Regions from separate parts of the Homo sapiens genome. Here regions 1 and 2 are each linked to region 3. Evidence: read pairs that join two places in POLR2A ChIA-PET (ENCODE). Cell type or tissue: K562. All regions are shown on one strand.

Evidence for each region. Peaks named below come from ENCODE experiments on the same cell type or tissue, not always from the same donor. Only the 100,000 strongest peaks of a DNase experiment are listed, where the experiment ranks them.
Region 1: POLR2A ChIA-PET joins it to region 3 with 14 read pairs; 16 of 35 experiments call an interaction of 5 or more read pairs at or near these places.
Region 2: POLR2A ChIA-PET joins it to region 3 with 10 read pairs; 20 of 35 experiments call an interaction of 5 or more read pairs at or near these places.

The regions. Positions count from the first base shown.
Region 1 is chr1:28,393,683-28,397,682 of GRCh38, reverse strand. All of the region lies in intron 1 of PHACTR4 (phosphatase and actin regulator 4), which reads right to left. Among named protein-coding and RNA genes, the nearest start is that of PHACTR4, 26 kb to the right of the region's middle. In K562, no CTCF peak of the experiment used is centred here; a DNase peak (open chromatin) is centred at 2,212; H3K4me3 peaks cover 306 bases.
Region 2 is chr1:28,265,028-28,269,027 of GRCh38, reverse strand. All of the region lies in intron 1 of SESN2 (sestrin 2), which reads right to left. Among named protein-coding and RNA genes, the nearest start is that of SESN2, 7.5 kb to the right of the region's middle. In K562, no CTCF peak of the experiment used is centred here; a DNase peak (open chromatin) is centred at 1,877; H3K4me3 peaks cover 628 bases.
Region 3 is chr1:28,509,130-28,513,129 of GRCh38, reverse strand. The region is part of intron 3 of RCC1 (regulator of chromosome condensation 1); the gene reads right to left. SNHG3 (small nucleolar RNA host gene 3) reads right to left here. Exons shown (of 4, transcript NR_036473.1): 4 at 2,238-4,000. Among named protein-coding and RNA genes, the nearest start is that of SNORA73B, 2.6 kb to the right of the region's middle. RefSeq lists enhancers at 771-1,339, 1,821-1,870, 2,731-2,950, 2,724-3,489. In K562, no CTCF peak of the experiment used is centred here; no DNase peak of the experiment used is centred here; H3K4me3 peaks cover 3,271 bases.

The DNA of each region.
Region 1 (4,000 bases), 120 kb after region 3:
TTACCCTAATAATAGCTTCATTCCTTGTTTCATTTTGAATGTCCAAGATAGCCTCAGATTGTACATACAAATATAAATTAATCTACTCAGATGGAAACCGTCAAGAATGAAATTATTTTCTGCCTTTTCTATTCCTTTCTGGGTAATTGCTGTAACGCTAGACCCGTGTTATTCAAAATAACCTTCTCCCTCCTGAGAAAGCTTAACAAGCCAGGCAAAAATCAAAAGAACAAAAGTTTACTGGTTAAGAGAACTTGCATTATCTTTCATTGGACAAATTAGCACAAGTTAGTTTCAAATATCAATCATATACAAACTGGTTAATGATTTTGGTTACAAAAGATAATATTGCAGAATAATTTAACCTTCTTGTCTTTGGGGATTCAAGTGGGATTAATAATACTCATCTTTAATGAGAATCTCATGAAATAGCATTTATTATAAAATAAAACAGGAAGAAATGGGCTGTGCCTGGCATATAGTTGGCAGTCTTAAAGCTCACCTCACTCCTCCATTTCAGTTCTAAAACAAAAAAAGCAGTTTTTAATTCTATCATGATTCAAAGCCTGATCAAAATACACAATGTCTAAAAACACCATCAAGATAATGAAACCTAAATTTACATTGGCAGACTGAACAACTAAAGTGTTATTTCCACATTTTCTTGGACTTGATTTAAAAGCATATCACGGCCAGGCACGGTGGCTCACACCTGCAATCCCAGCACTTTAGGAGGCCGAGGCGGGTAGATCACCCGATGTCAGGAATTTGAGACCAGCCTGGCCAACACGGTGAAACCCCGTCTCTACTAAAAATACAAAAAAAAAAAAAAAAAAAGAAAGAAAGAAAGAAAGAAATTAGCCGGGCGTGGTGGTGTAAGCCTGTAATCTCAGCTACTCAGGAGGCTGAGGCAGGAGAATCGCTTGAACCCAGGAGGCAGAGGTTGCAGTGAGCCGAGATTGCGCCATTGCACTCCAGCCTGGGAGACAAGAACAAAACACCGTCTCAAAAAAAAAAAAAGCACATCACTAGAGAAAATTAAGAAAGTAATAAGGTATCTATTCTTCTAGAGTGACCTTCAGATGCTACTACATTAATATAAGGAGTAAATACTGTAATCTACACGCATCTTTATTATCTTCTTTTTTTTTTGAGACAGAGTTTCGCTTTGTCACTCAGGCTGGAGTGCAATGGTGCGATCTCAGCTCACTGCAACCTCCGCCTCCCAGGTTCAAGTGATTCTTCCGACTCAGCCTCCCGAGTAGCTGGGATTAAAGGTGCATACCACCACGCCCAGCTAATTTTTGTATTTTTGTAGAGACGAGATTTCACCATGTTGGCCAGGCTGGTCTTGAACTCCTGACCTCAAATGATCCGCCTGCCTCGACCTCCCAAAGTGCTCGGATTACAGGCATGAGCCACCGTGCCTGGCTACATGCATCTTTATTATCTGTCACCAATTTACCCTTTTCCCTGGAAATCTGGAAGTGTAGAAAACCTCTACATTTCCCTAAAATAACTTTCTTTGCTATTTCTAAACTATTTTTGTTACACTTAGCAGAGAAATTTAGTAGCTACAAATAAAAGCAGTTAATAAAGAACTTAATTTGTTTTTGCCTATCACAAAGAAAATGAAACATTATATAGAGACTTACAATCATGTTCTTAGTAAGGACTGAGTTTTACAAATGGAAAAGCCTGTTCAAAAAAAAAAAAGTTGGCCGGGCGTGGTGGCTCACGCCTGTAATCCCAGCACTTTGGGAGGCCGACGAGGCGGGCGGATCACGAGGTCAGGAGATCGAGACCATCCTGGCTAACACGGTGAAACCCCGTCTCTACTAAAAAAAAAAAAAAAAAAAAAAAATTAGCCAGGCGTGTAATTGTAACAGTAGCTGGCAGGTGCCTGTAGTCCCAGCTACTCGGGAGGTTGAGGCAGAATAGCATGAACCTGGAAGGTGGAGCTTGCAGTGAGCCAAGATGGTGCCATTGCACTCCAGCCTGGGCGACAGAGTGAGACTCTGACTCAAAAAAAAAAAAAAAAAAAGTTATGCTTAAGAAAAGTTTGTTTTTAAGCACAAATATTCAATATGTAACATATTACTGAGGAGTAAAGACATAAAAATGAAACTTTCTTCTTTGAAGAAAAACTGACCTCCTCCTCTTTGTTAAACATAGTACTTCTGTTACCACTAAGAAGCATGAATCAGCTCTTTAAAACAGAGGTGTGGCTTATTGATAAGCAAAAGCATTGCGTGCTAATCCAAATTATCCCAGAAAATAACACTAGTGAGTTATAAAGGACATTAATTTCAGAAAACATGCTTACAGAGCACAGGAAGGGCAATTCATCATCATCACTGATCATGACAAAATCAACACCCACAAAAATGAAGCCGTATATATTTCTGGCATCGTTATGTATCACATTTTGAGGAAACCTCAAAGACAAAACATACTTTTAAAAGATGGCCAGCCGGGCCTGGTGGCTCATGGCTGTATCCCAGCACTTTAGGAGGCCAAGGCAGGCAGATCACCTGAGGTCTGGAGTTTGAGACCAGCCTGGCCAACATGGCGAAACCCCATCTCTACTAAAAGTACAAAAATTAGCCAGGGTGGTGGTGGGCGCCTGTAATCCCAGCTACTCAGGAGACTGAGGCAGGAGAATCGCTTGAACCCGGAAGGCAGAGATTGCAGTGAGCTGAGACCGTGCCACTGTACTCCAGCCTGGTCAACAAGAACAAGACTTCATCTCAGAAAAAAAAAAAAAAAGAAAAAAAGGATGGCCAGGTCCAGGCATGGTGGCTCACCCCAGTAATCCCAGCAATTTGGGAGGCTGAGGCAGGTGGAACACCTGAGGTCGGCAGTTTGAGACCAGCCTGACCAACATGGAGAAACCCCATCTCCACTAAAAATACAAAATTAGCCAGGCGTGGTGGCACATGCCTGTAATCCCAGCTACTCGGGAGGCTGAGCCAGGAGAATCACTTGAACCTGGGAGCCAGAGGTTGTGGTGAGCCGAGATCGTGCCACTGCACTCCAGCCTGGGCAACAAGAGCAAAACTCCATCTCCAAAAAAAAAAAAAAGAAAAGATGGCCAGGAGAGGTGGCTCACACCTGTAATCCTAGTGCTTCTGTAGGTCAAAGCAAGAAGATCACTTGAGGCCAGGAGCTTGAGACCAGCCCAGGCAACATAGCAAGATCCCATCTCCATAAAAACAATTTTTTAAAAATTAGCTTGGTGTGGTAGGACACATCTGTTGTCCCAGCTATTCAGGATGATAAGTCAGGAGGATTTCTTTTCTTTTTTTTCTTTTTTTCTTTCTTCCTTTCCTTTCCTTCCTTTCTCTCTCTGCTCTGTCTCTCTCCTCCCTCTTCCTTCCTCCCTCCCTCCTTTCCTTCCCTCCGTCCCTCTTTCTTTTTTTTTTTTTTTTACTTTCTAAAACTTTTTGTTAAAAACTAAGACACTAACAACACATTAGCCTAGGCCTCCACAGGGACAGGATCAAGAATATCACTGTCTTCCACTTCTACATCTTGACTTCTTGAAAGGTCTTCAGGGGTACTAACAGGCATGGAGCTGTCATCTCCTATGATAACAGTGCCTTCTTCTAGAATACTTCCTGAAGGACCTGCCAGAGGCTGTTTTACAGTTAACTTTTTTAAAAAATAAGGCTGGGTGAGGTGGCTCACACCTGTAATCACAGCACTTTGGGAGTCCAAGGTGAGCAAACTGCTTGAGCCCAGGAGTTCAAGACCAGTCTGGGCAACATGGCAAAACCTTGTCTCTACAGGGAAGAAGAAAAAAAAAAAGTTAGCCAGTATGGTGGCATGTGCCTGTAGTCCCAGCTACTTGGGAGGCTGAGGTGGGAAGATCACCTGAGCCTGAGAGGTCAAGGCTGCAGTGAGCCCTAATTGTGCCATTGCACTCCAGCCTGGGCAACAAAGTGAGACCCCATCTCAAAAATAAAAATAAAATAAAAATATGTGTGTGTGTGTGTGT
Region 2 (4,000 bases), 240 kb after region 3:
CACATGTTTGGAAGGGTAATCAAGAAAGAGGGCTCACTCCAGGCTGAGTTCTTCAGGAACTGGGTTGGGACCCAAGAATCCCAGCATTGCGGGATGGGAGGGTCCTGGAAAAGGAACTATATAGCCATCATGCTGCACATCTCCAGGAGGCCACCTTCTTAGTGGTCCCAGAGAACTTATACAAGAACACACCACAGTTTGCACCCTGAAGCCAGGTAACCAAGTACCCCAGATGCTTCAGAAGCAGCTTCAATTTCTCTCACATGTTCGTTCGTTCCTTCCTTCCTTCCTTTCTTCCTCCTCCTCCTCCTTCTTCCTTCCTTCCTTCCTTCTCCTTCCTTCTTTTGCTTCTTTTTTTTTTTGAGACGGAGTATCGCTCTTGTTGCCCAGGCTGGAGTGCAATGGTGCGATCTCAGCTCATTGCAACCTCTGCCTCCTGGGTTCAAGCGATTCTCCTGCCTCAGCCTCCCGAGTAGCTGGGATTACAGGCATGCACAACCACGCTCACCTAATTTTATATTTTTAGTAGAAACTGGGTTTCTCCATGTTGGCCAGGCTGGTCTCGAATCCCCAACCTCAGGTGATCCGCCCACCTCAGCCTCCCAAAGTGCTGGGATTACTGGAATGAGCCACCACGCCTGGCCTCTTCTTTAGTGGTGCAGTCATAGCTCACTATAGCCTCAAACTGCTGGGCTCAATGGATCCTCCTGCCTTGGCCTCCCAAAGCACTGGGATTACAGATGGGAGTCACCATGCCTGGCTGCTTATCTGTCCTCCCACCACCACCACCTCATTAACTACCACCCCCTCTTGTCTGGACCACTACTCACAACCTCGCCAGTTGTCCCCCGGCCTCCTTAGCCCTGGCCTCTCCTATCCATCCTCTACCCAGTAGCCACATTAACTTTCTGAATATAAATCCGATCAACTGGCTTAAAACCCTACCTCCCCCTCCCATGGGCTTCCAGATACAACTGGCCCAGTCCCAGTGGTCACTCCTTTTGCAAAGCTAAACCACAATAGTCTAGGAACCTTTTTCTGGCCCTCACCTATGACCCCAAAATTCCCAGGGCTTTTGCTTCTAAAAACACTGTCATCAAATTGTCTGTTTTGTTTCCCTGACACCAGATCACATTTAGTGGAGAGCAGCGCCAGGTCATTCATACTAGTCTGTGAATGAAGACAGAGAAAGCAGAAAGGCACGGAGGGAATCTGAGCAGGGTGTACAAGGCTGATGGGAGCAACTGTTTTGACCTGTTATATGCTGCAGCCTCTTTAGAAACCACTAATATCAGGTACTCACTACATCTGCTTCTCCTAGTCCTAGAGATGGGGTTCAGGAAGGATGCTCTACTTATTAATTTATTTTGTTAATCTGAGAGTGGAGGTGGCTCTCAGCACTGGTCTTGTTTACAGTTTACCCAAATCAGAGCCATGCTCTCACTGGACAGGGATAGGAGGCGCCCAGTTCTCCCCTTCCCATTAAGATCCAGACTTAGTACCAGCCCTCAGGTATCCGGGAACCAAAAACTATAATTGAACCTTCCTTCTCAGATGGCCAAAAGCCCACTGAGGAGGCAGAGCTCTGGGACTCCAGAAGACTACAAAGTCTCTGGAATAGGTACCAATTCTGCAACTAACTTGCTATGTGGCTCTGGGAAAGTTAAAGGCCTAAACTCTCTTTACCTACTAAACTGGTAGGTAAAGTAGCCCAGCTACCTTCAAAAAGGGAGTTGAGCTGACCGTGCAGGCCCCCTTCAGCCCACACTTCTGGGAACTTCCGGGCCAGGCTGGTCCAAGTTCAGCGTAGTAACCAACACAATCCCTGAGCACTCCCCTTTGGAGCTTCCCTCCCCCTCACCAAAGAAAAAGCCCAACAGCTCTGTATAGGAGATAAGGATTGCTGACTCCACAAACTGGGCCTCCACCTCAGGGGACCTGAGGACAGAATAGCAAGCCACAGCAGGGTAGGGTGGAGCAAAACTGGGGGAGGCAGAGACGGCCCATCAGGGGTGCTAGGGAAGGATAGGAATAGCCTTGGGAATCCCAACTCACTCCAAAATCTGACCCAGGAATTGTCAAAAGAAGGAGCTCTAAGTCATCGGTCTGGATCCATCAACACTTTCAGCAATAACAACAACAACAACAATATACAATGCAGTTAAAAGATAGGGGCCCTTGGCTGGCGCAGCAGCTCATCCCAGCACGTTGGGACACTGAGGCAAGAGGATCGCTTGAGGCCAGGAATTCGAGACCAGCCTGGGCAACACAGTGAGACCCCTGTCTCCACAAACAGTAAATTAGCTGGGCATGGTAGCACACAACCTGTAGTCCCAGCTACTCAGGAGGCTGAGGCAGGAGGACTGCCTGAGCCCAGGAGTTTGAGGTTACAGCAAGCTATGATCGCACCACGGCATTCCAGCCTGAGCAACAGGGCAAGACCCTGTCTCAAAAAAAAAAAAAAAAAAAAAGATGGGGCTCTTGACACAAATTGCATGAGCTCAAATGACAGCTCCACCACCTGCTATCCCTTAGCTTTATGAGCCTCAGTTTCTTTACCAAATAATGGGGATAGCAGTAACTACTTCCACTGGCCAGTGATGAGGATTTCATGAGATAACACTGTGTAGCTTACCTCAATACCTCCATAACAATAAGCACTTAATAAAAAGTCAGGTATCATTAACCTCCTTGCTGTATCAAACAAGGGCTTCTCAACCCAAGCGGTACATTAGAATCCTTTGAGAAGCTTTACAAAAATAACAATGCCAAGGTCCCACCTCCCGCAATTCTAATTTAGTTATCTGGGGTGGGGCCCCAGCATAACAGCCAGGGTGAGGACCATTGTTTACACCATTTATTGATCACTTTCTCAAGTATAAGGCACTATGCTAAGTGCTTTCTAGGTGGAAACAGAATTAATTTGTTCACTCAACAAATATTTTTGATGGCTATATTGCAAGCAGCAAGAATACAGCAGTGAAAAGACAAAGCCCTTGGCCTTCATATAATTCAGAATCTGATAAACAGGATTTCAAAGCACAGATTCTATAAAGTGAGTGAAATAAACAGTAACTGTATGATGGGGAGGGAGAGTGTGCAATATTTTAGTGTAAGTAGACAGGAGAAGCCATTGAGGAGGTGGTCTTTGAGCTGTTATCTAAATGATGAGAAGACAGCAAGGCCTGTAAAGATCTAGGGGGCCTAAGTGGGGTGGTTCACACCTGTAACCCCGGTACTTTGGAAGGCTTGGTGGTGGAGGATCACCTGAGGCTAGGAATTTGAGAACAGTCTGGACAACACAGCAGGACACCCTCTCTTAAAAAACAAACAGGCCGGGCGCAGTGGCTCACGCCTGAAATCCCAGCACTTTGAGAGGCCGAGGCAGGCGGATCACCAGAGGTTGGGAGTTCGAGACCAGCCTGACCAACATGGAGAAACCCCGTCTCTACTAAAAATACAAAAAATTAGCCAGGCATGGTGGTGCATGCCTGTAGTCCCAGCTACTCGGGGGGCTGAGGCAGGAGAATTGCTTGAACCCAGGAGGTGGAGGTTGTGGTGAGCTGAGATCGCACCATTGCACTCCAGCCTGGGCAACAAGAGTGAAACTCCGTCTCAAAACAAACAAACACACACCCCAAAAACTAGGGGGACCAGCATTCCAGCCAGAGGGAACGCGAGTATAAAGCCCTGAAGGCAAAACCAAGTAGATTTGAATCCATGGCTCCAATACCCTGAATGCTTCCCCGATCCTGACAGAGGAAGCAGGCAGGGCAGCATACCACTGCCAAGAAATGACCCCTCCAAGTCAGCCCTCCCTGCCCAATTCCCTGGACTGGGGAGTCAGTAATAACAATGGTGCATAACAAGGCTGGTTACCACTGGCTAAGCATTAATTTCACATGCACTACCTGGACTTTAGGGCAGAAGCTACTACTAGGGCTTCCATTTTACAGATGAGGAACAAGGCTCAGAGAGGTCAACTCACTTCTGGCTACTC
Region 3 (4,000 bases):
GCCACTGCACTCTGGCTTTGGCAACAGAGTGAGACTCTTGTCTAAAAAAAAAAAAGAGGCTGGGCGCGGTGGCTCACACCTGTAATCCCAGCACTTTGGGAGGCCGAGGCGGGTGGATCACAAGGTCAGGAGATTGAGACCATGGTGAAACCCCATCTCTACAAAAAATTAGCAGGGCATGGTGGCAGGCACCTGTAGTCCCAGCTGCTGGGGACGCTGAGGCAGGAGAATGGTGTGAACCCAGGAGGCGGAGCTTGCAGTGAGCCAAGATTGTGCCACTGCACTCCAGCCTTTGGAGACGCAGTCTCCAAAAAAAAAGAAACTAGCAAGGATAGATTTGAACAACACTAATACAACAACAATAATACACTTTCAAGTAGCCCATAGATCAAAGAATAGAAAAGGAACTCAAAAATATTTTGAAATGAATTAAAATGAAAACAAAACATACCAGAATTTGTGTGTTGTTAACAGTATCTGGAGGAAATTTATAGCACTAAATGCCTACATTAGAAAAAAAGAAAGGTCTCCAATCAATGAGCTCAGCTACTAGCTTAAGAAACTAGGAATAGATGAGCAAACTAACCCCAAAATAAGCAAAGAAAATAATAAAGATAAAAACAAATCAATAAAAAAGAACACAGAAAAATTAAATCAGCCAGTGCTTGCTATATGGCAGGCACAGTACAAGAATAAGTACTGAGTTTACATATGCAGTCTCTTGAGGATCCTCCAAGTAGGTTAGATGGACATAAAATGGAAAATAACCAGATCAGAATACTAATGACCAGGAAGAATGATCAAGGTGCCAGCCTGCCTTCAAGAGCCAGTGAGGCCATTGTGGATCCTTAGGGAAAGGGGAGGTGAGGATAGTGGTTAAGAGATCAAGGCTCTGCCGGGCGTGGTGGATCACCTGAGGTCAGGAGTTTTGAGACCAGCCTGGCCAACATGGCGAAACCCTGTCTCTACTGAAAAAAAAAACACAAAAATTAGCCGGGTGCGGTGCAGGCGCTTGTAATCCCAGCTACTTGGGAGGTTGAGGCAGGAGAATCGCTTGAACCCAGGAAGCAGAGGTAGCAGTGAGCTGAGATCACGCCACTGCACTCCAGCCTGGGAGGCAAAGACTCCATCTCAAAAAAAAAAAAAAAAAAAAGGATCAGGCTTGAGGCTAGGCGCAGTGGCTTACGCCTGTAATCCCAACACTTTGGGATGCTGAGGCAGGTGGATCACTTGAGGTCAGGAGTTCGAGACCAGCCTGGCTAACATGGTGAAACCCGTCTCTACTAAAAAATGCAAAAAAAATTAGCCGGGCATGGTGGCGTGCGCCTGTAATCCCAGCTACTTGGGAGGCTGAGGTGGGAGAATTGCTGGAACCCGGGAGGTGGAGGTTGCAGCAAGCCAAGATGGCTCCATTGCACTCCCTCCTGGAGACAGAGTGAGATTAGATCTCAAAAAAAAAAAAGCTGGGCATGGTGGCTGACGCCTGTAAACCCAGCACTTTGGGAGGCCGAGGTGGGCGGATCACGAGGTCAGGAGATGGAGACCTTCCTGGCTAACATGGTGAAACCCCTTCTCTACTAAAAATACAAAAAAATTAGCCGGGTGTGGCGGCGTGCACCTGTAGTCCCAGCTGCTGGGGAGGCTGAGCTTGCAGTGAGCTGAGATTGTGCCACTGCACTCCAGCCTGGGCGACAGAGCGAGACTCCCTCTCAAAAAAAAAAAAAAACAAAAAACAAAAAATTGGATACTGTATCCTTGGTTTCTGAGAAGTCACAAAAGAATGTTATTTAATAAGTGATCATGCTGCTGCACTCCATCTAGAGACCCTAAGAATCTTTTCACAAATACCAACTCCTTTGTCCTTATTACAACTCTATGAGGTAGTTTATCACTTATTTTGTGAACATGAAATTGAGGCAGAGGGGCTGAGTAACTCACCCAAAGTCTCATGAACAGCAAGTGGTGGGATCAGGATTCAAACCCAGTCTAGTACTCCTAAGATAGGCAACCAATACTGTCTGCCTACACAAAGAACAAGGCCAGAAGTGCCTGTTTGGAAAGTCTAAAAAAGGGGTATTGCAAGCTGAAGTTTAGCAGAGTGGGACCTGAACACCTACTGACAGCTTTGCTTCACCTCTACCTTGCAAGTCAATAGAAATTCATTCATTTCCTGCCCAGCACTGCAGTTACCCAAACCCACCTGAGTATATGGATTGAAAACATACTAAAACCACTGGTTCAGAAAAAAATCACTTTACTCAGGTGAGATCTATGTAGTTACAGCAGGACACGGATGGGACTGGGCATACAGACGAATGGGGCTGACTCATCTGGCTTCTTCCTGAGCAGGGAATTTGATGCTTGTTTCTGCAGAGGTGCCACTTCTAGTTGTGGACTTGGACAATTAGTCTTTTGGTTCCTGGGATTCCCCATTGGAATATGCTGTATTAAAGCCCACTTAGTGCTTACCTAGAACAGTGCCTGGCACAGGTAAGCACAAATACAATTGCTTTAGGAAGATGCCTTTTTTTTGAGACTTAACTCTGTCACCAGGCTGGAGCGCAGTGGCAAGGTCTCAGCTCAGTACAACCTCCATCTCCCGGGTTCCAGCAATTCTGCCTCAGCCTCCCACAGGTGCACACCACCATGCCCAGTTATTTTGTATTTTTAGTACAGACAGGGTTTCACCGCGTTGGCCAGGATCTCTAGATGTTGTGATCCGCCTGCCTTAGCCTAAGTGCTGGGATTACGGGTGTGAGCCACCAAGCCTGGCTGCATTTAACATGCCCTCTTAAACACTGCCTCACTCCTCTTAGCTTGTAAGAAAAATCAAGCTGTGTTCCCCCACAATCATAGCTAGTAACTAGCTTCCATTCTCAAACCAACCCTGACCTCAACACCTTGGCAAGCAAGCTCTACAGTCCACCAAACTCCAATCTCACCCACCTCCCTCAAACCTGTCTCCATCAAGTTCCAAATGGCTTAACGGCTGTCCCACCTCCCCTATGCCAGTAGGTAACTTTACCTTCTAGATGATCCCCCTTCAGTCCCATCCTTCAGGGTACTGAACATTTATGTTGGCAGCCAGTGCAGGGGGCTTGACAAAGTTTCCATTGTGACTCACGTCATGAGGCAAGCAATTCTGGCAATCTTCAGGCGGAGGTGCGCCAGGTAGTAGAGGCTCATACAACTCATCAGCTAGGGATACAACCTCCCGTTGCTACCATCGATTTTTCCTCCACTACACTGCAGGAAGCTAAAGAATCGGTCTAACTCATCTTGCACTCAACCCAGACTTACGGTCCTATTGGTCAGGACCTAATATCCATTTTCCCAATAAACTGCCAATATAAAGTGAACCCAAGGGGGACCCACCTGAGACTAGGTTTCAGGGCCTTTAGAACTGAAGCTATCATGCTAGTTTCCTTCAACAGTACCATTCAGATTCTTGGCTGATGTCACCACAGCCACCTCCACAAAAATGAACCACAAACATGCAGTCGTATTTATTTTAATTCATAAATACATTAACATAGCAGATTAGGCAATTTGTTAGGTAAATTACAAATACATTAGAAATCATACAAAAGTGGCCGGGCAGGGTGGCTCACAGCTGTAATCCCAGCACTTTAGGAGGCTGAGGTGGGCGGATCACGAGGTCAGGAGTTGAGAACAGCCTGGCCAATATGGTGAAACCTCATCTCTACTAAAAATACAAAAATTAGCCAGGTGTGGTGCTACACGCCTGTAGTCGCAGCTACTTGGGAGGCTGAGGCAGGAGAATCGCCTGAACCTGGGAGGCGGAAGTTGCAGTGAGCAAGATCATGAAAAGCAAAATACTCAAGGACTTTTAATATAACCACCAACACAGTGTGCCTTCTGGCCAAGCAGAGTCACTTCTGTGGTTCTTAAAGTATGAATGAGGTGAAAGAATGTGCATTCCTAGCTAAATGCCAAATTCCAAAGCCTTTAGTACAAAAACAGCAGACTTTCTGCAAAA